Regions from separate parts of the Homo sapiens genome. Here region 2 is linked to region 1. Evidence: read pairs that join two places in POLR2A ChIA-PET (ENCODE). Cell type or tissue: OCI-LY7. All regions are shown on one strand. Links, peaks and the distances in the headings refer to the core of each region. The heading gives the core; the rest is flanking DNA.

Region 1 (15,337 bases), core at 5,706-8,205:
TATTCACCCTACCCAGTGCTACAGAACACTAGAATTTATTCCTCCCATCTGGCTGTAACTTTGTGTCCATTAGCCAACCTCTCCCTATCCTCCCTTCCCCACTACCATTCCCACCCTAATCTCCACAACTCTACTCTCTGCTTCTCTAAGCTCAATCTTTTTTTTTTTAAATATGGAATTTATTTTTCTGTGCCTAACTTATTTTACTTAAAATTATGTCCTCCAGGCTTATTCACATTGCTGCCAATGACAAGATTTCATTCTTTTTTTTTATGACTGAATACTATTCCATTGTGTATATATACCCTGTTTTCTTTATCCACTCATCTGTTGGTGGACACTTAGGTTGCTTCCAAATCTTGGCTATTGTGAATAGTGCTGCAGTAAACATGGGGGTGTAGGTATCTCTTCGGTATATCAATTTCCTTTCTTTAGGATAAATGCCCTGGGGAGTATCTTAAAGATGGTGTTCACTTTGTTATTAACAGATATGTTCCCTGCCATCTTCTTAGCTACTGAAAAAAAGTGGATGCCTGGTCCAGTGGACTAAGCAGGTCTGGCATGGAGCTTCTAGTTCTAGCCTGACCACCCTCACTCACAGGCTGTGGGATTAAATCCAAGATACTTGATGATCCATTGTATTAGTCTGTTCTCACGCTGCTAGTAAAGACATACCCAAGACTGGGTAATTTGTAAAAAGAGATTTAATTGACTCACAGTTCTGCAGGGCTGGGGAGGCCTCAGGAAACTTACAATTATGATGGAAGGGAAAGCAAATACGTCCTTCTTCACATGGCCGCAGCAAGGAGAAGTGCCAAGCAAAGGGGGAAAAGTCTCTTATAAAAACATCAGATCTTGTGAGAAGTCACTCACTACCATGAGAACAGCATGGAGGTAATCGCCTCCATGATTCAATTACTTCCCACTGGGTCCCTCCCACAACACATGGGGATTATGGGAACTACAATTCAAGATGAGATGTGGGTGAGGACACAGCCAAACCATATCATCCATGGTGCAGAAGACTCATGCATTTGAGACAATTTGCCTCCTACCTAGCAGGGATGTAATGGGATTTAATATAGGTGAAAGTGATTTTTAGTCTCTCTATTGGAAGATGTAAGCCAATAGATGATGTGGCTCTTTATGTCCTAAAACTTGTTAAGAAAATAATTCTCCAGATTGGGCAATCAAATGCTTCTTTAAAATGATTTTTGAGATACCCCTCCCTAAAAAATAATATGACAAAGTACAAACAAAAACATGTATGTTTAGGAAAGAGTATGTAGTTTTAGGCTCCCGTTCAGCTGGTGATTTTTGCCTGTTAGTGTAAAAAGTCAGTGCCGTCCGGGGTTGATACCTGAAGGAGGGATGGGCAGAAAGCACTGAAGCTTGGGAATCAGTCCTGCCTGATGAGGATGGAGGACAGCATTTGGAGGGCAGCCTGCAGGGAAGGGAGAATCCACACAAGGATGGCTGAACTCACAGGGACAGGGCAGCGACTGCAAGGGATAGGGGAATGGCTGCTACTGGCACATTATTAGTAATCCTAACCCCTCTGCCGCTTGTTATCTCGGTGACTTTAGTCTTTTATTTTAATTTAATTTTATTTTTTTGAGATGGAGTCTCGCTCTGTCGCCCAGGCTGGAGTACAGTGGCCCAATCTCGGCTCACTTCAAGCTCCGCCTCCTGGGTTCATGCCATTCCCCTGCCTCAGTCTCCCGAGTAGCTGGGACTACAGGCGTCTGCCACCACGCCCAGCTAATTTTTTGTATTTTTAGTAGAGACGGGGTTTCACTGTGTTAGCCAGGATGGTCTCGATCTCCTGACCTCGCGATGTGCCCGCCTCGGCCTCCCAAAGTGCTGGGATTACAGGCGCGAGCCACTGCGCCCGGCCTAGCCTTTTACTTTTTAAAGCAAGTGTACATATGTTGTCTTTTTTCCCCCTTTTACTGGAAAGCTGTGGGGGGTGCAGAGATGATCTCATTACAGTCAAAGCAGTGGAGGTTCAACGAGTGCCATTGACTTGCTGAGAGAGTTACTTTACTGTGTGGATTGGGATTTGAGGCTCCTTGGCTGTGAGTTTGCTGCTTGTCTACATCTTCAGTGTCACAATAGTGCCCGGATGGCTAACATTGTTTCTAAAACATTGGCTCTTGGAGAGTTATAGTGAAAGAAACGGTTTTCGAATTGAATGATTTAAAATGCATTTGGGCATAGAGTCCTACAAATGTGCAATTTGTTCCTGCTAGTGAGCCTAGAGATTAAGGGATTTGGGTTTTTTTTTTTTTTTTTTTTTTTTTTTAGATAGAGTTTCACTCTCGTTGCCCAGGCTGGAGTGCAATGGCGTGATCTTAGCTCACTGCAGCCTCTGCCAGATTCAAGCGATTCTCCTGCCTCAGCCTCCTAAGTAGCTGGGATTACAGGCCTGTGCCACCACACCTGACTAATTTTGTATCCTTAGTAGAGATGGGGTTTCGCTATGTTGGTCAGGCTGGTCTCGAACTCTGACCTCTGTTGATCTACCCGCCTCAGCCTCCCAAAGTGCCAAGATTACAGGTGTGAGCCACCAGGCCTGGCCCTACTTTTTTTTTTTTAATCTATTTGGAGATTTAAAAAAAAGTCACCAGGAAGCCTATTATTTTTCCATGTTTCTCCCACAATGAAAATAGATTTCTGGTTTTTTTTTTATTTTTTTGAATGTGTGAGACATTCTCATTACATAAAATTTAAATAATATAAAAAAAAATAAAGAAGACAGTACAGGCATCCCAAGGTAATCACATTCAGTTTGAAGATTGGCATTTGCAGGCATGTACTCTTTGTGACTGCTTGGAGTTTCCTTGTTAAAGAAACCAAGGCTAGCAGCCTTTTATAAAGAGCAACAATCACCCTTACTTTTTTTTTTTTTTTAACAATGCAGACTTTTCCTAACACCAGTTTTACTTAATGTGCAGCACAACTGTGCTGAATACTCACCTTGTGAAGTAGAGAAAATGGGCACATATGGGGCAAGCCAGAATTCTGAAGGGGAAGGAGGTAGAGAGTTGAGGACATGCAGAAAATAGCTGGTGTGGATGCTGAAGAGGCAGTTCGGTCTGTTCAGGTCAACAAGCTTAACTTGAGTTCCTATACTGTGCCAGGCATGAGGGACACAGAAAAAGAAAAGATGCTCTCCTGCCTGCAGGGGCATGGCAGGGCAGTGATGGCAGACACTTCCGAATAATAAGGGGTGTGGTAAAGGCAAGTCTGAGTGCTGTGGAAACCAGGCTGCGGGCAGGAAGTTGCTGTAGTCCAGCTTCTGTTGGCAAGCAAGTCTTCCTGAAGGAGAAAACACCTTAATTGGATCTTGAAGGAGTTAACCTGGTGTAGGAAAGATAAGCCACGTCAGATGGAAGGAACTTTGTGGGGAATGGCATGGAGGTAGGAGTAATGTGGTGGATGAGGAAAAACCAAGCACAGTTCAGCATCATCAGAATGATGTGTGCATGTGGCATGTGCATGTGTGCACAGGTCTGTGCGTGTGTGCATGCATGTGTGCATGTGTGTGTGTGCATATGTGTATAATTGTGGGGAGGGGCTATCAAGAAAAGAAGCCAGGCTAGGGGAGGGATAGCATTAGGAGAGATACCTAATGTAGATCATGGGTCGATGGGTGTGGCAAACTACCATGGCACATGCATACCTGTGTAACAAACCTACACATTCTGCACATGTATCCTAGAACTTAAAAAAAAAAAAAGAAAAGAAGCTGAAGAGGTCAGCACGGCCAGATCAAGAGAGTCTTGAATGTGAGGGTAAAGAATGTGACTCTCATCGTGGAAACAATGGGTGAACCAGGCACATGGGAGGTTTGCATCTAGAAAAATCTCTAGGGCAGCAGGAGGGGCGCAGGGTGGATTTGTGGGGGCAAGACTGGGGATGGTGGGATGCTGTGGCCATGGTCCGGGTGAAGGGCAAGAAGGGCATAGGCAGGAACAGAGGGTTGGAAAGGAGAGGGGGATGGAGAGAGAAGGCCAGAGGCACCAGGAAGAGGGCAGCTGGAGCAGACAGGAAGAGGCTCACCCCAGGCTCTAGCGGCAGAACTCACCCCCAGGGCACCTTTCCAGAGGTCACAGCTCTGAAGATCCAGGGAAACAATTTTCCTGATTTGTTCTCAGGTAAGTAGAGGCAGTGGAGAGAAAGCTTGTTATCTTTATTGAGAAAGAGGAAAGAATGAATTGAAAAATGAATACTGGGATCTTTAGAAGAAGAATGTAGGAAAAATGTACAAAATTGACTTGACTTCTCCTTGGACCCAATTTAGAGGTTTTATAAGATAGAAGAGCTACAGAAAGAAAACTGGAGTTAAGCCTAATGGATGCCGGAGTGCACTGCCCAATTCCCCAGCTGCGGGGCGGCAGACAGCTCTCAGCTGAGTCCCTCCCTGGGATTCGCGTGGGCCAAGGTCAGATCTGCTTCCTGGGGCAGTCTGCACCCAGTGCCTGGTTGGTGTGGGGTACAAAGGCACGGTCTCCTTGACTTAACTTGGGCCATTTTCAGTGTTCCCATTGGGTACGCTGAGGCTTGAACTCTGACTGCACTGAAGTTCAACATCCCCCTGCACCCAGTCCTTTCTTTACTCCCCCACTGGTTGTGATCCACACATCACTCCTTAGGAACTGTCCTGGACCCAAGTCTGTATCTGAAGTCGGCTTCCTGAGAGCTTGATTTGCAGTGTTAGAGGAGTGAAATTAAGTGAACCCTCTAAGAGGAGGACCAAACTGGGTTCTTCTTTTCTAGGAAGATCGGTGATAAGCATTTGTCTTATCAGGGAGGTGGGCGAAGGTCTTTTCTGGGACTTTGGGGCTGGAAAAGTGGTCTGGCCAAGTCCCCAGAGAATGGGCTCTGATGTCAGAGAGACCTGAGTTTGAATTCCTGCTCCAATTGATCAACTCTGGGATTTTGAGGTCCTATCAGCTTTCTGCCCCTCAGGTGCTTCTGTAAAACAGGAATGATAGTCATACTTACGTTGCAGTCATATTTATTTTCCCAAACATCGTGGGGCCAAACAAAATGGTGCTCTTGCTGTAATTCCCAGTGCTTGGTGCGTAGTACAGTCCTCAGTGTCAAAGGAATGGCCGGTGAGCAACGTTGATAGGAGGAGTCGTTCAGGCGGCGTTGCCAGTAATCCAGGTGAAGAATGATTGGAAAATGTATTGTGGTGGAATGAGGAGGTTATTGCTGCCAGGACCTAGCTGAGCAGACTGATCCAACCCACACATATCCAATTCCTGAAATAGATCCTAGCAAGTCAGCTCAATCGAGAATGTTTTGAGTCATCCACTACAGATGAGATGCTGGCAGTGGGGACCCAGCATGTTGGCCATTTTCTGGAGAACCCTAATTTACGACTCTGTTAGTGGCTGAGTTAGAGAATTTATTTTGTGAGTTAAAGAATTTTAATTTATGTCATCATTAAGTACAGTCATGGCATAGAACAGGTGCTCAGAAGATATTTACTGAATGAAATATGTTATATAAGACACTTCAAGTGCTTTAGGGCCAGTAGAATTTATCTCATACCAAGAGTGAGATATTTAAAAAACAAAGATGATATGTCCCAGAAGTTAGCCAGATGAAAAAAAGGAATTCACTGAGACAGAATGAAGTATGTAACCCAGGAGCATTCTGAAGTCTCCCTGGGATCAGTGAGAGATAGGATGGGTAAAAGATAAGGCACAGAGAGTTCTCAATGGACTTGACCCTGCTTATCTATGCTCACAAAATGAGCTACCAGAAGGCAGAACACAAAGCACAGGTGCTCCCTAAGGAATTTCCATATTTATGTTTGAGTGGCTTTTGGTGCTATCTATCTATTATCCTGTTTATATTGGTTCCAGTTTTGCATTTCCTGAGTACACACCAGCTAATAATAAGGGGCCAGAGCCGGTTATATATTGGGGAAGCTGTCCTCCCTGGGATTAAAACTGTGGCCATGAATAATCCACAGAGAGGAGAGACTGAAAGCTCTACCCTGAGAGGAAGCGAGTCATTGTGGATATCTTTTGGATTCAGATAGTTTTCCCATCCTAGGTGAGACACCACCCTGGGGATTGGAAGTTCAAATGTCCACGGGGCAAGGCAGGTCAGATAAATGAGGAAACCGTCTGGGAAAAAAGCAAAAAAGAACGGTGCCTGTGTCCTCCAGTGGGTGGCTGGGTAAACAAACCACCGTGGACTATTACTGGCCAGTAAAAGCAACGCACTATTGATACCTGCAACAAGATGGATCAATCTACGGGGAATTACGATGAGTGAAAAAACCAACCCCAAAGGCCACATACTGCATGATTTCATTTCGATAACATTCTCCATTTGACAAAATTATAGAATTGAAGAAGAGATTAGTGTTTGCCTTTGCCTGGGGCTGAGGAGGAGCAGGATAAGGATGGGTGTGCCTATCCCGCGGGATCCTGCTGGTGACTAAACTGTCTGTGTCTTGACTGTCCTTGTCAATATCCTGGTTGTGATCTTGTATTAGAGTTCTGCAAGATGTTACAATTAGGGGGAGACTGGGTAAAAAGAACATGGGATCTCTCTGAATTATCTTGTACAATTGCATGTGAACCTACCATTATCTTAAAACAAAAATTCAATATGAAGAAGGAAGGGTGGGGACTGTGGTAAACTAGACAGCACATGACTCTTTTAAAGGGCAACTGTGTTTTTTTAGAAAACCAACATATAGTACAAACCCAAAATAACAAGCACCTCCCCGTCGACTAACCAATCAACCAACCAACAAAGAAATAAAAATATCTGTCTACCCACTTAAGCTCTCAAACTTTTTTTCTAGAGTAACCATTTTAGACGTAAATCCTTAAAAAATGTAGCACATATTCCTCCACCTTTTTAAATGTCATCTACTGAATGTAGCAAATCTTCTCAGCTGCTCATTGAATCAAGATTTCTTCATCTGCAAATCATTGATAACCTTGCTGGAAATGGCTTAACCACCAAGAGAAGGCTATTTGTATAATAAAAAGTTGGGATAGAGGATGAAGATGTTTAGGGCTGTTTGAACATTATTCTATGAAGCCCTGCTGCCGTGCTTTGTAAGTTTTAGAATTGATTTTAGGGTTTTTCTGTCTCCTCTTTTACTGCCAGGCTCATAGTAATGTTTTCTTGATACTGTCAGCATGCTTGCATGCAGCGAACTATCATTTCCTTCTCACTTACTGGGAGCTTGAAAGTGGATAACAAAACTCTCTCTCTCTCTCTCTCTCTCTCTGTGTGTGTGTGTGTGTGTAAGTAAGAGAGAGAGGAAGGGAGGGAGAGACAGAAGGAGGGAGATAGAGAGAGATTGAGTAAATAGGCATTGAGTGGGAATCGGAGGGACTGAATATTCACGCTTTTGTGTATAGTCTTTGTAACATCCCTTTTGACTACTCAAAGGCCTTATTGATTTCAAATAGTCAAGACTTCTGAGACACTGCATTTTGAGAAGGTAAAATGAAACTTAAAAGTGGAAATTGCATGTTGCTTATTTCAGACTGGCCAGAATAATACTTTTGAGAGGCAGCTTGTGAGAGGGTTAAAAACCTAGGCTCTGGAGCCAGACTGTCTGGGTTTAAATCCTGGCCCTACTTCATGCAAGCTGTGTGACTTCTTCAGGCAAGTTACCTAACCTCTCTGTGCCTCGGTTTCTTTACCTATAAACTAGAGTTGATGATAATAATACCTATCTCATAGTGTTGTTGGAATTAAATGAACTGATAGATGTAAAACATGTAGAAGGGAATCTAACACATAGGAAATGCTACATATGTTTGTAAATATGAAGCGGTAGATGTTGCCAGCCACTACTCTCCATCTTCCTGTAACTTTCTCTCCCAGCAGGTCTGGCAGATTTTTGACCATAGGTGAGGACACATGAAGCAGTTTTCTTTAGGTTCCTGGATTATTATCATTTGGCCGTATGGGAGACCCCAGCCTTCCTCTAGACCGTGTCTCCTTGGGACCCATGAATTTAGGATGTGGAAGGGAGAGTGGGAGATGCAGAAGGCTTCATGTGATTTTCCTGTGCCTGAACCTGCCATTCCTCTGTTCTCACGATGGCTCTGGATGCCCCTTCTATCCCTTCTGTCATCTGTCCCTCTAGGTGCAAGTTTTAGATTCCCTGGAGAGACCATCTGACTGGCCCAGCTTGGCCAGGCGTGGGCATCAGTTCGAGCCTGGGGAGTCTCAAGTGGTATAAGCAGTGTAAGGGGCTCACGATAGAAGGCATGGGGCAGGGATGAAGTCACTGTCCTGAGCTGGGCAGGTGCTCAGAAACGGCTCATTACATTCATGCATCAGACTAGATACTGCACTAGGGAGACCTGGGGCTGCAGTTAGCTGCTTACTAGCGGGGTGTCTTTAGGGAATCCATTTTACCACCTTATCCTTCAGTCTCCTCATTGGAAATGGGGAAGTTGGTGATACCTGTATTTCTTACCTCACCAGTCTAGGACCAGCTACATAGTTTGCCGGTTCCAGTACAAAATGAAAACATGGGACACTTTTTTCCAGCATGATTATTAAGACAGCAACAGCAGAGCATTAAACCAAGTGTGGGGTCCTTTTAAATGTAAAGTCCTAGGGAGGTTGCACACCCAAGAAGCTGCCCTGCACAAGATGGTGATAATGATCTCATGCAAAGCCATATAGCACAAGCATCATACATCTTCCGCTTGTGTGTTTCGTCATTTAATCTTAAAATGTTCTTTATTTTTATTTATTTACTTATTTTTGAGACGGAGTCTCTCGCTCTTTCACCCAGGCTGGAGTGCAGCGGCACGATCTCGGCTCACTGCAACCTCCGCCTCCCGGGTTCAAGCAATTCTCGTGCCTCAGCCTCTGGAGTAGCTGGGATTACAGGCGCTGCCACCATGCCTGGCTAATTTTTGTGTTTTTAGTAGAAGCGGGGTTTTGCCATGTTGGCCAGGCTGGTCTCAAACTCCTGATCTTAGGGGATCTGCCTGCCTCGGCCTCCCAAATTGTTGGGATTACAGGCGTGAGCCACTGGGTCCAGCCAAAATGTTCTTTAAAAGAAGGAAACTTGGCTGACACTCCGTGGAGAGGTGATATTCAGCCGATGTGCCCTGGGACAGGCTGGCCTATTGTCACATCCCTCGGAGTTGGCCGGCACCCATGCTGTTGAGATTGTGAAGCAGTTTCCAGCATCAGCCCCATGCAACACTCATCAGAGTGAAAGACAAGGGTTTCTGCTGCCTCTTGTTCTGTTCTGGCCTTCACCATGCTCAGAGGGAAGCTCCATGAGGGGACCCTGCAGGAAGTTCAAGAACGTGGCTGGGACCACAGCCTTGCGAGGTCCGTGCCTGACTGCCACCTGCCCCCACAGGCTCACCCGGCAGCCCTCCCTGGGGACCAGCATCTGGGAGGGGCTCTCCAGTGGCACCACTTGGCTCTCAGGGAAGGGAATCTGTGTTGGTCCATTTGTGTTGCTATAAAGGAATACCTGAGACTGGGTAATTTATAAAGAAAACAGATTTATTTGGCTCATGGTTCTGCAGGCTGTACATAAAGCCTGGTACCAGCATCTGCTTCTGGTGGGGGCCTCAGGAAGCTTCTGCTCATGGCAGACGGTGAAGGGGGAGCAGGCCCATGACATGGCAAGAGCAAGAGCAAGAGCAAGGGAGGGAGGAGGCGGCAGTCTCCTTTACCCAGCTAGATCTCACATGAACTCATAGCGAGAACTCACTCAATCCTGTGAGGACGGCGCCAAGCCATTCATGAAGGATCCGCCCCTACTATCCTAACACCTCTCACCAGGCCCATCCCCAACACTGGAGGTCATGTTTCAACAGGAGATTTGTAGGAGACACACATCCGAGCTATATAAGAATTCATTCCCCTGCAGAAGGGAGGGTGGCCTTTTCATCTTGAATACAAAACAAATCATTTCTACTCTACCTTCTTTTCTCACTTGAGCCCATCCAAAACTCATGATTAGGTCATCTCATTGTCCACTCGCCTAGTCCACTGCTGGACTAAGCACTGTCCTTTTCACAGGCTTCTGTCTCAGTGACAGTCTGTGACCCCCAGGGGCTGCTGTATCAATTTCTTGATCAGAAGGGGCTCTGGAAGTTCCCTTGCTTCTAGATCTTCTCTCTCCTTGCTTCTCCTTCTTATGCTCCTGGCGTCGAGGACTTATGCCAGGTTGTCTGGAGGCCCCATCTTGCTCCTGTTCCTTCTTGCCTCCCTGCAAACATATTTTGGAGTCTGGAAAAGTGTTCTTCAGTACCACAGAGCCAGTCATACCCCTACCCAACTCCCACCAACTCCCCACTTTCTGGTAAAGCTTCTCCCTAACTTTCTTCTGAGAAGTCCCTGTTAGCCACCAATGGTCTATTAGCTGACAGAATGGCCTGTAGAAGGGGAAGGAGGAAGAAGGGAGAGAAGGAGGAAAGGAACACCACCTATCCAAGGAAATTCAAGATAACTGCATTCCTCCCCTCTGAAATAATGAAGGGAGCATGTGTCTCATAATTCAGGGCAGTTCCTTCTCTTATGAGTGGCCGGCATTCCAGATCCTAAGGCAGCCGCTTGGAAATCAATACACTTTGCAAAGAAATGTTATTATGCCTCATGCTTCTCAACCCAGCCCACAGAAGCATTTTTACGATGTGGACCTGAAGCACTCCACCAATCAACCAGGTTCACAACCCCCAAACCCCTGTAACGCGGTCTCTGTGATATACTGATGAAAGCTGTGTTACATTTTGGGGTACTGGTGACAGCTAGCAGAGGGGATACCATCCTCCAGGGTGTAGCAGTTTGCATACCTAAAGATGCTTCTACCTTCTGGAAGATGCCTCCCCAGCTATGAACATCCTCATAAAGACAGTGCCTTTTTGGGGGCATACACATCCCAACGGGCAAAATATGCCCAGTGGAGGTGAAGGCTGGACTCCAAACCCAGGCTCTCCTGTGGCCCTTTGCTCACAAGAGTGTTAGAGCATCATTATTATATATATATATTTTTTTCTCAGAGAGCCCATTTTGTATGCATTCTCTGCAGCTGCAGACCTCAAGGACTTGACTGTTTTTATAATGATGATGAATAAAAGCAAAGTCTTTGAAGAAAAAAGTTCATTTTGATTTTTCAAGACAAGTCAGCAGCAGCCCCAGAGACTTTGTAGTCCTTTTTGCCCTGTGCTGCCTGCTTGGAGCTTCACATTCATGTGTTGTTTGCTGTAACTGAAAAATGCCTCAGTCTCTGGAAAGCTAAGTGGATGCAAATGGATTTGGAATTGTCAGCTTGAAACAGTCTCCAGTGGCCGGGAGCCCCAAGACAACTTTGATGGCCCTGACAGAGCCGCCCTTGTAGCTCCTCAGGAAAGCCGGCTGCCTGGCATGCTTCTTGCCATCTGTAGCTATCTGGGACCTAGCTCTCTATTTATGAGGCTGCAGGAGATGAAAGCAGAAACCACGTTAATTATTGCAAAGTGCTTTTTACTTTCAAAAGTGCTGCACTAGCGTTAATTAGTTATTCCGACTTACAACACTCTGGTGAGGTAGGTCAGATTATTACCCCTTTCTACCTTGGAGGAAATGAAGACACAGAAATTTAATGACTCCCCAGGGGACCTGGAAGAAGTTGGTCTCCTAGACAGAGTTAGGTTTTCAACGTGGTGTATCTGGCTTCCTGCCAGGGTCTGTGCCTGTTGCCACACCTTGCTGCTACAACCAGTATCCTCAGAGCTTCTTAGGCAGGGACAACTTCTGTCTACCATTATCAGAAGAAATGGGATTTTCCAGAGGCTCTGGTGGGTGGAAATAAAGGGGAAAGATTGCTGTTCCTTTTCCAGTCCACACCAAGGCAAGGAAGCTTCTTTCTTGGTCCTTCACCCCTCCGAAGAAGGCAAGGTTTGGGATGAAGGTTGCTCCTGGTCAGATGCCCCATGAGGTGGTGGAGACGGGGAGGGAGAGAGAGCATGGGGATGAGGACTGTTAGTAGTGCTTTTGTGCCAGGCATGTGCTTTCTAGATGATTTCCCATCTGCATGGATCAGAAAGCAGAGATACTGATGCAGCTGCCTTTCATTATTGGGCAGAGAGAGATTAAGTGTTGGAAAAAAATCCTTCCTTATGGCTGGGTGGCAGGGAGAGGAGACGTGGGCTTTGGAATCAGACAGCTCCCGGTTCTCATGCTGGCTGTTCAGCTCCTAGCCTCCCTCCTCATCTGTAAAATGGTGGTGATGAAGGAATTCGTAGACTTGAAGTGTCTGGCACAGACGCTGTCATCACCTTCCCCACATCCAGGATGAGTTCATTTTGGTCTTTTCACTTCAGACCCCCTACTTTCCAACAGAAATCTTTGGATGACCTTGGATTATCAGACATCCTCCAGAACTGCTATCCGCGTGCCCTCCTTATTTCTGCACAGAATTTCTGAACCTCTGGGCTGGCATGGTCCAGGTGGGGCTCACATAGACAGTGGGTTGTAAAGGAAGAACAGGCACAGGCTAAGAAAAGAGGTGGAGGAGGAAGTCGCGGTTCCACGATGGGGGAGGAGAAGAAGAGGCAGCTTTTGAAGGAGCTCCATCGCCCACCCCCAGCATCGACCCCCGACGGGGCCCCTGTGCCTCTCTTAGGGGTGGATTGTGGAGAGGAGAGAGGCGGCTGGTTCAGTTTGGGATCCCCGATACTCTAGGACAGCCCCCATCTTCCCTCGCTTCCGTGAACACAGCTCCCAAGGCGGTCTCTGCATTTGGCCACAGCGTTGCGTCTTCTAAGCTGCTGCGCCCTCTGGGAGCCGGTGGTGTTCAGTCCCACAGTGGCCAGACTGTCCTCCGTGGAGGGAGGTGAGACAAGACAGTAGGTGTTTTTGTGACCCCTGGTGCAGTGAGAGGCACCTTTCTTCTGACACAACCTGCCCGCAAGAGCCCTCACGTGGCAACTTGCCTTCCCCTTGAGGCGCCCCGGGCCACTTGTGTGCTGGGCCCCTCCCCTGTGTTAGCAGAGAAATCTCTAGTCCTTGTGGGCCGCTCACCGTGGCTCACGCCTGTAATTCCAGCACTTTGGGAGGCCGAGGCGAGTGGATCACCTGAGGTCAGGAGTTTGAGAGCAGCCTGGCCAACATGGTGAAACCCATCTCTACTAAAAATACAAAAATTGGCCAGGCGTGGTGGTGCGCACCTGTAGTCCCAGCTACTCGGGAGTCTGAGGCAGGAGAACAGCGTGAACCCGGGAGGCGGAGCTTGCAGTGAGCCGAGAACGCGCCACTGCACTCCAGCCTGGGTGACAGAGCCAGACTCCGTCTCAAAAAAAAAAAAAAAAAAAGAAAGAAATCTCTAGTCCTTGACTTGCAAAGCTTCTGTCCAGAACTGCTGGGGTTCACAACCCATGTGTCCATTAACTAGCTAGGGGATCTTGGGTACATTCCTTCATGGCTGGGTGTCTTGTTTTTAATCCACAAAATGGGAGAATAATGATATCAGTCTTGCTAGGAGGATCAAATGAGTTAAGACAGTCAAAGCACTTCAAACAGAGCTACGTTAGCTATTATGAGTATTATTGTTAACTTTAGTGTGCTGTGAGAGGGTGGACCCTGCCTGGGTTACAGGGCAGCAGGAAGCAATTTGGTTCAATTCTCTTGAATGTGGGAGAGCCAGGGGGTGGTGGGCACGCTTCTACTGCAATCTCCCTCCTTCCTTGAAAGATTTGTGTGGGTCAGTGGACAGGAAACAGATAATTCTAATAAAGGAATGGCCTCCTTGCTACTTTCTGAATAAATTCCAAATCCCTTAGCATGGCATTGAAGGCCTGCCCGGGATCTGGCCTGGACTCATCGCAATAGCTCTGGCGCACGCAGTGGGCATGGAATATGTATGTGTCTCCTGAGTATGGACCCGTGAAAGCCTTTTCTACCCTCCTCCCCCAGAGGCCACCAGCTCTGGTTTATTCTCACTGCTCCTAACACCTTGAAACTTCATGCCTCCATGCATTATTCTCTCCAAATTTCTCCTCCTAACAGGACCCATTTCCTAAGTTGCCTTTACCCTAAAGCCTTTTTTGGAGTCTTCCCCTCTTTCACCTTCAAATTAAATCACATCTTCTCTGTACTGCATTGTTTACCCCACTACCAAAGAAGTTCGAGCCTGGGCACGAGGGCTCACACCTATAATCCCAGCACTTTGGGAGGCTGAAGTGGGAGGATCATTCGAGGCCAGGAGTTTGAGACCAGCTTAGCAACACAGCCCGACCTTGTCTCTACAAAAAATAATAAAAAATAAATTAGCTGGGTGTGGTGGCGGGCACCTGTAGTCCCAGCTACTCAGGAGGCTGAGGTGGGAGGATCACTTTAGCGCAGGAGTCGAGGCTGCAGTGAGCTATGATGGCGTCACTGCACTCCAGTCTGGGTGACAGAGGGAGACCCTGTCTCAAATAAATGAATAAATAAATAAATAGATAAATTTTAAAAAAGAAGTTTGCGTGTGCGTATGTGTGCGTTCATGCATTTGGATGCATCCCAGCCACCTGTCTTTCTCCCAGCCCATCTGCCAAACAGCGCTAGAGGGATAATTCTAAAAGCACCAGTTGAGCCCTCCCCTCTGTGTTTTAACTGGCTGCTGTAATTAATGCCAGCACGTGACATTTGTTATTTTACATAACCCTCACGATCTATGAGGTGGGTATTATTATGCCCATTTTACAGATGAGAGGATGGAGGTTTAGAAAGATTCAGTATTTCTCCCAAGATTGCACCATTAGTACAAGCAGGGATTCCATTTGAGTGTGGCTGACCTCCCAAATCAAGGCCTCTGACCCTTAGCTATACAGCCTGTACTGCACTCCACGGGTCAAAAACCCAAAATGAGAAACAGCCACGCTCCTCAGCAGACGCTGAAGCCTCGGACCTGGTTTCCAGCACTGCCCTATGTGCATCATGGTCCAGCCTCATGGGTCCGTGTGTGTTACCTAGCCAGCCCATCTCTCTGGGCCTGGGCCATGGAGTTTCCTACTGCCTCTGCCTGGAATGTCCAGCTGCCCAACCACTGTGAAAACAGTGAGTTGGGTCAAGTGTTAGCTCCTTTGGGAAGCCTGCTCTGCCTCTCCCTCTCTAATCTTCGGGAATAATTAGGGGCTCCCTTCCTGTGCCCCCTCCGGTCTTCCCCAGCCCTTCCTGCGGGCAGCTGTGTGCTCACATGCCATTCCAACCCCTGGACAGTCTGTCCCCAGAGGTCGTGGGCTTTGCTGTGTTTGTCCTTGTATCTTCGAGCCTGGCTTTGGCCCTGACCACACATGTGTGGCACTGTAAATGCTGCTGAAGTAATAGAGAGTTGGGTAAA
Region 2 (15,337 bases), core at 4,295-6,794, 190 kb before region 1:
CACTTTTTAATGGGGTTGTTTGTCTGATGCATACTTTGCAAATATTTTCTCCCATTCTATAGGTTGTCCGCATGCTCTTGATAGGTTTTTTTTTTTTGAGACGGAATTTCTCTCTTGTTTCCCAGGCTGGAGTGCAATGGCGCGATCTCGGCTCACTGCAACCTCCGCCTCCCAGGTTCAAGCGATTCTCCTGTCTCAGCTTCCTGAGTAGTTGGGATTACAGGCATGCACCATCACGTCTGGCTAATTTTGTATTTTTAGTAGAGACGGGATTTCTCCATGTTGGTCAGGTTGGTCTCAAACTACTAGCATGATCATGGCTCACTGCAGCCTTGACCTCCTGGGCTCAAGTGATCCTCCCACCTCAGCCTCTTGAGTAGCGGGACCACAGGCATGTGCCACTATACCCAGCTAATTTTAAAAATGTTTTTATAGAGATGGAGTATCCCTATGTTGCCCCAGCTTATACTTCTCAGCTTAAGCAATCCTCCCACCTTGGCATCCCAAAGTGCTGGGATTATAGGCATGAGCCACTGCACCCAGGCTGCAATTGCTGTTGAGAACTTAGTCATAAATTGTTTCCGAAGGGTGATGTACAGAATAGTGTTTCCTAGCCTTCCTTCCTCTCCCCTCCCCTCCCCTTTCCTTCCCTTCTTTTTTTCAGACAGGGTCTTTCTCTGTCACCTACGCTGGAGTGCAGTGGTGTGATTTGGGCTCACTGCAGCCTTGACCTCCTGGGCTCAAGTGATCCTCCCATCTCAGCCTCACAAATAGCTGAGACTATAGGTGCATGCCACCACATCTGGCTAATTAAAAAAAATTGTTTTTTTTGTAGAGACAAGGTCTTATGTTGCCCAGGCTGGTCTCAACCTCCTGGGCTCAAGTTATCCTCCTGCTTTAGTCTCCCAAAGTACTGGGATTACAGGCGTGACTTACTGCACCCAGCCTGGTCTGGGATTCTTATAGTTTGAGGTCTTACATTTAGATCTTTAATCCATCTTCAGTTAATTTTTTTATGTGGTGAAATATAGGGGTTCAGTTTCATTCTTCTGCATATGGCTAGCCAGCTATTACATCCAGCACCATTTATTGAATAGGGAGTCCTTTCCCCATTGCTTAATTTTGTCAACTTTATCAAAGATCAGATGTAGGTGTGCAGCTTTATTTCTCGGTTCTTCACTTTGTTCCTTTGGTCTATATGTCTGTTTTTGTACCAGTACCATGCTGTTTTGGCTACTGTAGCCATATAGTATAGTTTAAAGTCAGGTAATGTGATGCCTATAACTTTGTTCTTTTTACTTAGAATTACTTTGGCTATTTGGGCTCTTTTTCGGTTTTATATAAATTTTAGGATAGTTTTTTTTTTTCTAATTCTGTGAAAAATGGCATTGGTAGTTTGATAAGAATAGCATTGAATCTGTAAATTGCTTTGGGCAATATGGCCATCTTAACGATATTGATTCTTCCAATCCATGAACATGGGATGTTTTTCCATTTGTTTGTGTCATCTGTGATTTCTTTCAGCAGTGTTTTGTAGTTTTCCTTGTAGAAGTCTTTCACCTCCTTGGTTAGATGTATTCCTAAGTATTTTACTTATTTATTTTTTGTGGCTATTGTAAATGAAATTACATGCTTGATTTGGCTTTCAGCTTGAACATTATTGGTGTAGAAAAATGTTACTGATTTTTGTACATTGATTTTGTGTCCTGAAACATTGCTGAAGTCATTTATCAGTCCCAGGAGCCTTTTGGCAGTCTTTCTAATTCAATAAACATTTATAGAAGACCCACTACATGCAAAGCTTAAAGAACATGAGGCCGGGCATGGTGGCTCACGCCTGTAATCCCAGCACTTTGAAAGGCTGAGGCGGTGGATCACCTGAGGTCAGGAGTTCGAGACCAGCCTAGCCAACATGGCGAAATCCCATCTCTACAAAAATACAAAAACTAGCCAGATGTGGTGGTGCGTGCCTGTAATCTCAGCTACTTGGGAGGCTGAGGCAGGAGAATTGCTTGAACCTTGGAGACGGACGTTGCAGTGAGCTGAGATTGTGCCACTGCACTCCAGCCTGGGTGACAGAGCGAGACTAAAAAAAAAAAAAAAAAAATCACCTTAGCCACTCAGAGTGCAAAGTGAAGAGAAAGTGCCTGAAATTTTAGAGCTTACAGGAGATGTGACAGTGTCTAATGCAATCGGTAATAATTTGGAAAGAGTTCAATAAAGTATTTTTATCAAATGCAGAGTTGCCAAAAATCTGCCTTCTGCAAACCCATCCTCCACACTGTTTCTGGAATGGTTGCTAGGTGCTAGTTATATCAAAAACAAAGACTCACTCACTCAAACCTTTTTAAGAGAAAAAGGGTTTGTGGCAAGTTCACATGGACTGGACCTGGATCTAAGGCTGGTCTAGGGCCAGTTCTTCTGTCTGGATCTCGTGGTCTTCATGCTCCCACTATAGTAGCCTGGCCTCCTCCCTTTACCCAATGGACAGTGTTGTCTTTCTTTCTTTCTTTTTTTGAAACAGTCTCACTCCTGTTGCTTGGAGACTGGAGAGGCTGGAGAGCGTGGTGCAATCACAGCTCACTGCAGCCTGGACCTCCTGGGTTTAAGTGATCCTCCCATCTCAGCCTCCCAAGTATCTGGGACCAAAGGCATGTGCCACCATGCCTGGCCCAATGTTGTCTCATCCTTGTAAACTTCAACATGGAAGGAGCCAGGCTGGCTGGCTTTGTAATGACCATAGTCCCTATTGACCAGAACCATCCTTTCAGGCCACCTCAAGGTCCTGCCCTGGATCAGATCCTCTGGTCCCTCTTCTCTGATTATGGTCAACCATGTCCAGCTCAGTCCAGGGCAGCTTCCCAGAGCAGGGGCTGTGGGCAGGTTGGCTTCATGTAGAAGGGGAAGTTGGTGTCTAAAGTCCTGTATCCACCTGACAGACAGGTTCAAGATATATTTTTTAAGACAGAAATTATGTCATGGGGCCAGGCGTGGTGGCTCATGCCTGTAATCCCAGCACTTTGGGAGGCCGAGGCAGGTGGATCACTTGAGGTCAGGAGTTCAAGACCAGCCTGGCCAATATAGCAAATCCTTGCCTCTACTAAAAATGCAAAAATTAGCTGGGCATGGTGGCTCATGCCTATAGTCCCAGCTACTCAGGAGGCTGAGGCAGGAGACTCACTTAAGCCTGGGAGGCAGAGGTTGCGGTGAGCCGAGATTGTGCCATTGCACTCCAGCCTGGGCGACAGAGCGAGACTCTGTCTCAAAAAAAAAAAAAAAAAAAAAAGAGAGAAATGAATAAATAAATAAATTATGTCACGGTACCTCTTTCTCATCATCCTTTGTTTTTTCTTTTTCTGGGTTTTTCACCCATCACCTATGGTTATAGTTTCCAATCAACGATACTTGGGGTGATGCTTTTTGACTCCACCAAATCAGTGGCCTGAAGAATAGAACCAAGAGCTTGCTTCCTTTTATTTTTAAAGCAGAGGTCCCAAAGTCTTAAAATGCATCTTATTCATTTTCAGTGGCTAGCATGCTGGCTGGCAGAGCTGACAGCCAGTAAATGTTTGATGAAAACAGAACAAAACAATAAGGCTTTATTAATCTATCATAACATGATAGACTAAGTAGGTGAAAACCTCCGTCTGCTTCCTTGTTCTGAAAAAATCTTCCTCATTTCCATTCTGTTTTCTTTAATTCTCCACTTGAGGGCCACTGATAGCTCAGCCCGGGGCTGCCCAGGCCGTTTTCCTCATCTTGCCCTCAGCACAGGTAGAGATACAGAAGGGATCAAAGCCCAGATCCTTCTCTGTCCTCACACCTGCACATACCTGCTCAACACACTCAAGTCTGTAAAATCATCCTACATCTATTAGCCTACAGCCAGCAAAATCCAGAATTGGGGTAAGTGGGCTCCCTAATGGAAACATAACTTACTGGAGCGTGGTTCTACAGGAAGATAATGTGGAGCACTTTGCATCTCCTTCCGAAGCATCACCTTCGTATCTTCCCCAAGAATAGTGGGGATGAAAGAACCCAACAGAAATCAGTTTCTCCAGAGTGATCTGTGAAAATACAGTGTCGATAATGATAACCTTTTATTTACAAAGTCTTTCAGGGCCAGGCATAGTGGCTCATGCCTCTAATCCCAGCGCTTAGAGAGGCTGATGCAGGAGGATGGTTTGAGCGCAGGACATCAAGGTTACAATGAGCTATGATTATGCCACTGCACTCCAGCCTGGGCAACAGAGGGAAACCATATTTCAAAAAAAGAAAAAAGAGGCCGGGCGCGGTGGCTCACGCCTGTAATCCCAGCACTTTGGGAGGCCGAGGCGGGCGGATCACGAGGTCAGGAGATCGAGACCATCCCGGCTAAAATGGTGAAACCCCGTCTCTACTAAAAATACAAAAAGTTAGCCGGGCGTAGTGGCGGGCGCCTGTAGTCCCAGCTACTTGGGAGGCTGAGGCAGGAGAATGGCGTGAACCCGGGAGGCGGAGCTTGCAGTGAGCCGAGATCCCGCCACTGCACTCCAGCCTGGGCGACAGAGCGAGACTCCGTCTCAAAAAAAAAAAAAAAAAAGAAAAAAAAAGGCTTTGGTGGCCCTGCATTGATTAAATGGCAAACTTCACAGCTCTGTACCTTTCCACGTGCTAGAGTACCACCTTCCTTCTCTAACTGGGAAACTTGTTACCATCCTGTCCTCCTGTCCTCCAAGACTAAGCTGGCTGTTCTGGGCTTCCCTCCTAGGCTCTCCAGGAAGGACTGGCCCTGGTGTTCCTTTTGTTGTTGCTGTTTTTAATTGAGATGGGGTCTCACCATGTTGCCCAGGCTCGTCTCAAACTCCTGGGCTCAAACGATCCACCCACTTCAGCCTCCCAAAGTGCTGAGATTACAGGTATGAGCCATTGCACCCAGCCCATGGTGTTCCTTTTGTACCCGCGGGCACAGCATCAGCCACAGGGCCCTACTGTTAGATCAGCAAGATGGCAGGTCTGGTCCCATGGCTGACTTGCTGTGTTACTGTGCATAAATTATTTAACACCTCTGTGCCTTGGTTGCCTTATTTGATAGCGACGTAGAACTTCTGATATGTTGGATAATATGAATGAAATACTTAGAATGGTGCCTGGCACACGGTAAGCATGGACTAAATGGTAGCTCTCATTCGAGTATCTACCATAGTTTTTAACATGGGATAAGAAAGCATCAGTGAATTTCTTCTGGAATAACTGTGTAATCATAGGTTTTCTCTAAGTAAGTTAGTGGTGGAACTCAGAAAACAAAAACAGAAACAAACCCAGGGCAACTGCTTTTTAAATCAGGGTTTCCAACTTTTCCCACCTGTAGGAGTTGTGCTTTTAGCACAAGGAGACCCTACCTTCCGTTCAACAAGACGGCAAAGGCCCTAATGCGGTTGCTTATAGGTGTCAGGCTCTCGTTATTCTTTTTTTGAGACAGGTATTTTAGTAAAACTATGGGATGCAGTAGGAATGATTTGCATTTTAATAGGCTTGGTCATAAAAAGTATTCTTCTGGCTGGGCGTGGTGGCTCACGCCTGTAATCCCAGAACTTTGGGAGGCCAAGGTGAGCAGATCACCTGAGGTCAGGAACTCGAGACTAGCCTGGCCAACATGGTGAAACCCCATCTCTACTAAAAATACAAAAATTAGCTGGGCGTGATGGTATGTGCCAGGAATCCTAGCCTACTGGGGAGTCTGAGGCAGTAGAATCGCTTGAACCTGGGAGGCGGAGGTTGCAGTGAGCCGAGATCATGTCATTGCACTCCAGCCTGGGCAACAAGAGTGAAACCCCATCTCAAAGAAAAAGAAAAGAAGTATTCTTCTTCCTGTGCCTTCCCTTTCCCTAGAACACAAGCTGAGATTTGAAGTTAGTCAAATTTTCACTGTCCTTCTGACCTTAGGAGAAATAAACCATGGAGATGAGCTCAGTTTTCAAGTTGTCTAGTTCCTGTGAAATTATAATGGGTAGGTTTGGCTCTAGAAGAACTGTCAGTTGAGGCATCCTTTTTTTTTTTTTTCCTACAGTATGGCTAATAATGGCAGTTTTTAAAATTGAAGCTAAAACACCTAGAATTAAGATTTTGGCAGAACACACTGAGACATTCCATGGTTTTGGACATTTTAACTATATGCCTTGATAAAATGTTCACTTCTCACTTAACAGATTTTAAAAGCAAGAGGTGGAAATAAATGGTAGAAATCAAAGTTATATGACAAGTGTACTTCAAATGCTTCTCCTCCAATTAATTTTAAAAGCAAAATTAGGATTAAAAAAAAGGATGAGGCTGGCATGGTGGCTCATGCCTGTAATCCCAGCACTTTGGGAAGTCGAGGCAGGTGGATCACCTGAGGTCAGGAGTTTGAGACCAGCCTGGCTAACATGGTGAAACCCCATCTCTACCAAAAATACAAAAATTAGCCAGTCTCAGAACCTGGTCTCAAATAAATAAATAAATATTTAAAAATTAAATACAATTTAAAAAGTGTTACTATGTGCAAATTGATGTTGAAAATTATACTGCTGCTTAAAGCAGTGGTTGCTTTATTTGGGACAATTTTTGTTTCCATTTAATCCATAATCATTCTAGTCCCAGTTCTTACACTCCTCCTTACCACTGGCCCTGCTTGCCTTAGTTCCCTTCCATCCACTGATCTCATGTGGCATGATATGTTTGTCTGTTATCCTTATAGAAAACTTGGGTTTTATCATAATAGCTATTCATCAGTCACCTTCTATTGTTATTCTAATTGTTCATGGAAATTCAAAGCATAATATTTCTTTAAAGATTGATCCATTCCCAGTGCCTACTTCTTTCCTTTATCTCAAGTGAAACAAAGATTCTAGTTTTAGACTAATAAGAAAAATGCGCCAGGTGCGGTGGCTCACATCTGTAAGCCCAGCACTTTGGGAGACTGAGGCAGGTGGATCATGAGGTCAAGAGATCGAGACCATCCTGGCCAACATGGTGAAACCCTGTCTCTACTAAAAATACAAAAATTAGGTCTGGGCGCGGTGGCTCACGTCTGTAATCCCAGCATTTTGGGAGGCCAAGGCGGGCGGATCACGAGATCAGGAGATCGAGACCATCCTGGCTACATGGTGAAACCCCGTCTCCACTAAAAAAAAAAAAACACACACACACAAAAAATTAGCTGGGTGTGGTGGCAGGCGCTTGTAGTCCCAGCTACTCGGGAGGCTGAGGCAGGAGAATGGCTTGAACCATTGCAAATGGCAGGGTTTGCAGTGAGCCGAGATCGCGACACTGCACTCCAGCCTGGGCAACAGAGTGAGACTCCGTCTCAAAAAAAAAAAAAAAAAAAAAAATTAGCCAGTCGTGGTGGCGCGTGCCTGTAGTCCCAGCTACTCGCGTGCCTGAGGCAGAAGAATTGCTTGAACCCAGGAGGAAAAAAAAAAAAAAGATAGCTTTAGGCCAGGCATGGTGGCTCAAGCTTATAATCCCAGCACTTTGGGAGGCCGAGGCAGGTGGATCATGAGGTCAGGAGTTCGAGACCAGCCTGGCCAACATGGTGAAACCCGGTCTCTACTAAAAATACAAAAATTAGCTGGGCATGGTGGCAGGAGCCTGTAATCCCAGCTACTCGGGAGGCTGAGGCAGGAGAATCATTTGAACTTGGGAGGCAGAGGTTGCAGTGAGCCGAGATCACACCATTGCACTCCATTCTGGGCAACAGGGCGGGATTCTGTCAAAGAAAAGAAAAGAAAAGACAGAAAGAAAGGAAGGAAGGGAGGGAAAGAAGCAAGCAAGCAAGCAAGCAAGCAAGCAAGCAAGCAAGCAAGCTTCAACCAGCCCAGGAAGTTTTAAAAAAATTAGCCCGGCATGGTGCAACACACCTGTAGTCCCAGCTACTTGGGAGGCGGAGGTGGGAGGGTCACTTGAGACCGGGAGGTCAAGGTAGCAGTTAGCCTGATTTTGCCACTGCACTCCAGCCTGGGCGACAGAGCGAGACTCCGTCTCAAAAAAAAAAAAAAAAAAAAAAAAATTAATTAATTAATTAATTAATTAAAAGAAAGATGCTTCAGAGAGAGTGAGAATATCTAAGAGAAATTCTCTCTTAATAAGTATCTTTAGAAAGTTTCCCCAAATTATGCAACTGATAAACTTTTTTTCCCCCAGCAAAGCTCAATATTAGAACAAAAGATGCAGACAAGTCAGATACCTAATGTTAAAAGATGCCTGTATAATGAACAATAATGAAAATAGTGGCCAGGCACAGTGGCTCACTCCTGTAATCCTGGCACCTTGGGAGGCAGAGGCAGGCAGATCACTTGAGACCGGGAGTTCGAGACCAGCCTGGCCAACATGGTGAAACCCCATCTCTACTAAAAATATTAAAATAAATAAAAATTTTAAAAAACAAAGCAAATGGCTGGGTGCAGTGGCTCATGCCTGTAATCCCAGGACTTTGGAAGGCCAAAGTGGGTGGATCACCTAAGGCCAAGAGTTCGAGACCAGCCTGACCAATATGGTGAAACCCCGTCTCTACTAAAAATACAAAAATTAAAATTAGCTGGGTGTGATGGCAGGCGCCTATAGTCCCAGCTACTTGGGAGGCTGAGACAGGAGAATTGCTTGATCACGGGAGGTAAAGGTTGCAGTGAGCCAAGATCACGCCACTGTTCTCCAGCCTGGGCAAGAGAGAGACCCCGTCTCAAAAAAAAAAAAAAAAAAAAGGTAAAGTATTTATGTTACCTTAAGATATTATAAAAATGAAACTGCAGGGCACGGTGGCTCACGCCTGTAATCCCAGCACTTTGGGAGGCCGAGGCGGGAGGACTGCCTGAGCTCAGGAGTTCGAGACCAGCCTGGGCAACACGGTGAAACCCCATCTCTACTAAAGTACAAAAAATTAGTCAGGCGTAGCAGTGTGCGCCTGTAATCCCAGCTACTCAGGAGGCTGAGGCAAGACAATTGCTTGAACCTGGGAGGTGGAGGTTGCAGTGAGACGAGATCACGCCACTGCACTCCAGCCTGGGCGACAGAGCGAGACTGCATCTCAAAAAAAAAAAAAAGAAAGAAAAAGAAAAAAATTTTGGCTGGGCGAAGTGGCTCACCTCTGTAATCCCACCACTTTGGGAGGCCAAGGCAGGTGGATTACGAGGTCAGAAGTTCAAGACCAGCCCGGCCAACATGGTGAAACCCCATCTCTACTAAAAATACAAAAATTAGCTGGGTGTGGTGGCACGTGCCTGTGATCCCAGGTACTTGGGAGGCTGAGGCAGAATTGCTTGAACCTGGGAGGTAGAGGTTGCGGTGAGCCAAGGTCATGCCACTGCACTCCAGCCTGGGCTACAGAGCGAGACTCCATCTCAAAAAAATAAAAATAAAAATAAGACAAATGTTAAAGGCACATAAAAGGCTCTTTTTTTTTTTGACTTTTCTGAATTTTATTACCTTTTCTCTAAAAGTTAACTTTTTTGCAAATGGCTATTAATGTCATATACCAGTAGAGGGCGATAAAACATTACTTTTTAGTATTATCTTAAAACTACTTTTACCAGAGTGGAAAAAGAATTTTTGGATAACTTTTCTTTTGCCCCTTCACAAAAGAAAACGATCGAAGACACTAGCAAGATGGAGAAACATAGTTCAATGGGAAGATCAAAAGTAACAGACAGATTACCATGACCTAAATTTGCAGAAGGGAGAATCATCATCTGTGTAAAAACTATAGTGACAGCTCTGTTTAGATTGGTTTATGTCTCAGGGAGACCGCCTTTTGTGCTAGCTCTCTGACACTGCATAACAACTGTGGGCAATTACGTATGGAAATCCTTCAAGCTGAAACAAATTGCAAAACTTAAGTGCACTTAGTCTGTTGTACCTTTTGTGGATCTAGAATACGTAACTTTAAAAATCTAGATTGTAATAGCTTCTAGATAGATGACAGTTTGGGCGTGAACCATTTAGCCATCCACTTGTGGTATGGCAGGAGTATATGGTGAGGAGTGGCCAGCTAACATTCTCAGGGGTCGGGGTGCCATGTTTACGTGGGCAGGCTTGATTCCTGGAAGCCGAGCTCATTTACCAGAAGAGCAGCCAATACCATGAATAAATCTGGTCCTGAAAAAGTAAATGCTCTGTTTCTTGGATTATTTATTTATATCAGATGGAGGGGGACAAGAAAGCTTATGCCTTTCCCTGTGGCCATGCAGCGCATGTGAGAATGTGCACTATGGCCGGCGCGGTGGCTCACGCCTGTAATCCCAGCACTTTGGGAGGCCGAGGCAGGTGGATCACCTGAGGTCAGGGGTTTGAGACCAGCCTGGCCAACATGGTGAAACCACATCTCTACTAAAAATACAAAAAAAAAATTAGCCAGGCATGGTTGGGGGCGGGTGCCTGTAATCCCAGCTACTTGGGAGACTGAGGCAGGAGAATTGCTTGAACTCGGGAGATGGAGGTTGCAGTGAGCCCAGATCATGCCATTACACTCCAGCCTGGGCGACAAAAGTGAAACTCTGTCTCAAAAAAATGTAAAAAAAAAAAAAAAAGAGAGAGAGATAGAATGTGCACTGTATTTAGCCTAGCCTGTGGCATTTTGTTTTGCAAATTTTAGTAGTATGGAAGTAAACTATCAGCATAAGAAAAAAGAAAATTCCTATGGCTCTGAATATGTTAGGATTTCTATCAAACACAGGGCCCAGCCCAGCCAGTTCCCAGTGGGGTAGGCTCGGCCCTTGGTCCCTACCAACACATTGACTGCTCTCCCCACAAGGTGATTTCACTGCACTGGACACAAGATGAGATGGTTTAGATGCTGGCACTGGAGCAGCTGCAGTAATGTGAGCTGAAAGGAATGCAGTTGTATGTCGAGAGTGCCAATTTCCAAAGCAGGTTCTTGAAAGGCTGTTTCTCTTCGTATGGTGAGGGACCTGTGCTGTTATCAAGACTAGGAAGGAAGGAGATTCATTAAATGTCATCATCAGCCTGAACAGGTGGTTGGCAAAGGAACGGAAAGCACGGAGATGAAGTTTTAGAGATCGGGGTGATTGCTGGCAACTAACATTATCAACTGTGATTCCAAGAGGCCCCAACTGTGGGAGGCCTGGAGGAAGCCACAGAGGTTATCTGGAGGGCCAGAGCTTACAATCTGGTTGGACTGGATCCAGCTGAATCCATCTGAGGCCAGCTCCAGGAAAGGCAGGTCTGGTATCAAGATGTACAGCAGACCATGGTGGGTGGGGAGCTCAAATTGTACTTACGGGCAACTGGGTGTGGGGAGGAGGGTTGTATGGCTCTGCAAGCATAGACCAGATCCTATGGCTATCCCCACATGAGATAGCGGGAGGATATCCTATGGGAGTTAGCCATAGGATCTGGTCTAAGCTTAACTTGAATTTCAATAGGCTGCCTTTTCTTTTCAATGAGCCCTCCTCACGAATACTTTGCATCCAAAAACTTTCTCCTTCTAATGTTCTAAGGGCTGCCAGCTGCCTCGGGCAGGCTCTCCAGAAGCCTAGGGAAGAGATACAGGGGTCAGGGAAGCATGAGTTGGGACCTCTTTTTTCTCCTATTCTTACCTGTGTTCAGCCTGGTTTACTGAAAGCAAGAGGTAATGAGCCTTTGTGGATGGGTGTGGCTGAATCATTGTGCGTTACCGATACAAGATGATCTGGAAGAAGCCCCTGATGGAACCTAAGGCCCTGGTGGAGTTTCTTTGAATATCATCAGAGGGAACTTGAGACCCGAGATACAGAGGGGACTGCAAACAGGCCTGCAGTGCCTGGGGCTGATTCCACAGGCAAGCACCTGTATCATTATCTCAGGCGACCCCCACAGCAGGAAGATATTATTATGCCAAGTACTCAGATAATGAAACTGCCTGGAGGAATAAGGAGTAGAGCCTGAATTTGAATTTACCACTTTGTCCTGCTGAGTGGTTGGTGAGGGAGGGGTAATAAGCATTAGAGCTATTAACTAAGGAAGCAGCATGGATTACTGGTTAGAAGCAAAGCCGTGGCTCTAGCCTGCCTGGGTTTGTATCCCAGCTGTGCAAGTAACCAACCTCCCTGTGCCTCAATTTCCAATCACACCTGCCCAGTAGGGTCTTGTGAAGATTAAATGAGTTTATATAGAAAAGTGCTTAGAGGCTGGGTGCGGTAGCTCACGCCTATAATCTCAGCACTTTGGGAGGCCAAGGCTGGCAGATCACTTGAGGTCAGGAGTTTGAGACCAGCCCGGCCAACATGGTGAAACCCTGTCTCTACTAAAAATACAAAAGTTAGCTGGGCGTGGTGGCATGTGCCTGTAATCCCAGCTACTCGGGAGGCTGAGGCAGGAGAATTGCTTGAACCCGGGAGGTGGAGGTTGCAGTGAGTCGAGAGTCGAGATCGCGCCACTGCACTCCAGACTGGGCGACAGAGCAAGACTCCATCTCATTAATAAATAAATAAATAAATGAATAAATAAATAAATAAATAAATAAATAAGCTTAGAACAATACCTGGCACATAGTAAGTCAGTTTTCCTGTATGGTGCTGACTGTGCCGCTTTGTTAAACAACTACGCATTAGAAGAGTGGGTTTGGTTGAGACTGCCTCTAAAATTAGTGCTTTATTTGCTTAACTGCCTCCCTGAATTAGGGTCCTTTCATTCCTCATTTGAATGTTAAAAACCTAACCTATGTTTGGAAAAACATAATTGATCATACAGTCATTGTAATTTGCGAGGGCTGCCCTAACAAAATACTACAGACTGTGTGGCTTAAACAACAGAAATTTATTTTCTCACAGTCTGGAGTCCAAGATCAAAGTGCCAGCAGGTTTGCTTTCTCCTGAGGCCTTGCTCCTTGGTTTGCTGACGGCTGCCTTCTCCCTGTTCTCACATGGTCTTTCCCCTGTGCAGGCATCCTTGGCGTCTGTGCATCCAAATCACCCTTTCTTATGAGGACAGAGGTTTGACTGGTAAGGCCTAGCCTAACGGTCTCATTTTAACTTAGTCACCTTTCTAAAGGGCCTGTCTCCAAATATAGTCATATTCTGCCGTAGTGGGAGTTAGACATTTAGCATATGAACTTGGGGAGGAAGAACACAATTCAGACCAGAATAATCAGGTTCCTTGAGGGAAAAAAAAGAATTTAGATGTGCTAACATCAGTCAAAGAATGACGAGTATCATTGAAAGGAAGAATTTGAGTGCCTGGGAGCAGCCTGGTCACTGGTGGGTATCAGAGCTCATGATCATGTGTATGTTTGAGAACCGCAGCACGCTTCGGGTTTTCAGTTGAGTAAGAAATAATTATTTAAAAAATTTCCCTAGCTTTTTTCTCTTGTTCTTTTTCTCAGCCAGCTAAGAGAAGAGGGAATGTGGCACAGGGCTCGTGGAGGGAGGTAAGTTAAGTGTCTACTCTGATCCAGCCCAAGAAAGGCCCTTGAATAGCTCCAGGAAACAAAAGAAAGTACTTTATCCATTATGACCATTTTAATAAAATCTCCATCGCGACCCATTTAAAAATAATTTTTCATCCAGGCACAGTGGCTCATGCCTGTGATCTCAGTATTTTGGAAGGCCGAGGTAGGAGGATCACTTGAGGCTAGGAGTTTTAGACCAGCCTGGGCAGTACAGTGAGACCTCATATCTATAAAAACATTAAAAAATTAGCCCAGTGGCCAGGCGCGGTGGCTCACACCTGTAATCCCAACACTTTGGGAGTCCAAAGCGGGCAGATCACGAGATCAGGAGCTCGAGACCAGCCTGGTCAACATGGTGAAACCCTGTCTCTACTAAAAACACAAAAATTAGCTGCGTGTGGTGGCGTGCACCTGTAGTCCCAGCTACTCGGGAGGCTGAGGCGAGAGAATCACTTGAACCCAGGAGGTGGAGGTTGCAGTGAGCCGAGATCACACCACTGCACTCTAGCCTGGGAGACAGAGCAAGACTCCGTCTCAAAATAAATAAATAAATAAACAAACAAACAAATAAAAATAAATAAAATAAAAAATAGGCTGGGCACAGTGGCTCATGCCTGTAATTCCAGAACTTTGGGAGGCAGCAGCATGAGAATCATTTGAGGTAAGGAGCTCGAGACCAGCCTGGCCTAGATGGCGAAACCCAGTCTCTATTAACAATACAAAATTGGCCGGGCGTGGTGGCTCATGCCTGTCATCCCAGCACTTTGGGAGGCCAAGGCGGGCAGATCACCTGAGGTCAGGAGTTCTAGACCAGCCTGACCAACATGGTGAAACCCCATCTCTACTAAAAACAAAAAATTAGCTGGTTGTGGTGGCACGCACCTATAGTCCCAGCTACTTGGGAGGCTGAGGCAGGAGAATCGCTTGAACCCAGAGGCAGAGGTTGCAGTGAGCAGAGATCGCGCCACCACACACTCCAGCCTGGGCAACAGAGCGAAATGCATCTCAAAAAAAATTTTTTTAATAAAAAAATAAAAAATAGGCCAGGCTTGGTGGCTCGTGCCTATAATCCCAGCACTTTGGGAGGCCGAGGTGTGTGGATCACTTGAGGTCAGGAGTTTGAGACCAGCATGGCCAACATAGTGAAACCTCGTCTCTACTAAAAATACAAAAAAATAGCCGGGCGTGGTGGCTCACGCCTGTAATCCCAGCACTTTGGGAGGCCGAGGCGGGTGGATCATGAGGTCAGGAGATCAAGACCATCCTGGCTGACACGGTGAAACCCCGTCTCTACTAAAAAAATACAAAAAATTAGCCAGGCATGGTGGCGGGCGCCTGTAGTCCCAGCTACTCAGGAGGCTGAGGCAGGAGAATGGCGTGAACCCGGGAGGCGGAGCTTGCATTGAGCCGAGATCGTGCCACTGCACTCCAGCCTGGGCGACAGAGCAAGACTCTGTCTCAAAAAAAAAAATAATAATAATTAGCTGGGCGTGGAGGCAGGCGCCTGTAATCCCAGCTACTCCGGAGGCTGAGGCAGGAGAATCGCTTGAACTCAGGAGGCAGAGGTTGCAGTGAGTGGAGATCACGCCATTGCACTCTGGCCTTGGCAACGAGAGTGAAACTCAGTCTCAAAAAAATAAATAAATAAAAATAAAAAATAATGCTTTCATTATGACCTGTTTAAGAATTGATCATCAAAGGTAGAACTAAGAATGTCCTTGCTAATTAAGAAAAAAACAAAACCCTTTCACACCTTTAAATGTTTTTTGGTAACATTTACAATATAAATTTTTATCCTGACTGTGTAATTTTAGCAGCTTCTTTTTTTTTAAATTTCAGGTTTTCCTGGTTTCTAATTTAAGATGTTTCCATGGTTCTCATCAATTTTTGTTTATTAGTGACTAAATTTGTTGTATATTTTAATTGGGCTGTGAAAATAAG

Evidence for each region. ChIA-PET counts read pairs that join two places held together with the same protein. Peaks named below come from ENCODE experiments on the same cell type or tissue, not always from the same donor. Only the 100,000 strongest peaks of a DNase experiment are listed, where the experiment ranks them.
Region 2: POLR2A ChIA-PET joins it to region 1 with 5 read pairs; 2 of 35 experiments call an interaction of 5 or more read pairs at or near these places.

What each region holds. Positions count from the first base shown.
Region 1 is chr13:40,486,549-40,501,885 of GRCh38, reverse strand. No RefSeq gene overlaps it. Among named protein-coding and RNA genes, the nearest start is that of LINC00598, 13 kb to the right of the region's middle. In OCI-LY7, for the core only: no CTCF peak of the experiment used is centred there; a DNase peak (open chromatin) is centred at 7,217.
Region 2 is chr13:40,677,329-40,692,665 of GRCh38, reverse strand. No RefSeq gene overlaps it. Among named protein-coding and RNA genes, the nearest start is that of FOXO1, 18 kb to the right of the region's middle. RefSeq lists enhancers at 10,463-11,227, 11,228-11,992, 11,993-12,757. In OCI-LY7, for the core only: no CTCF peak of the experiment used is centred there; no DNase peak of the experiment used is centred there.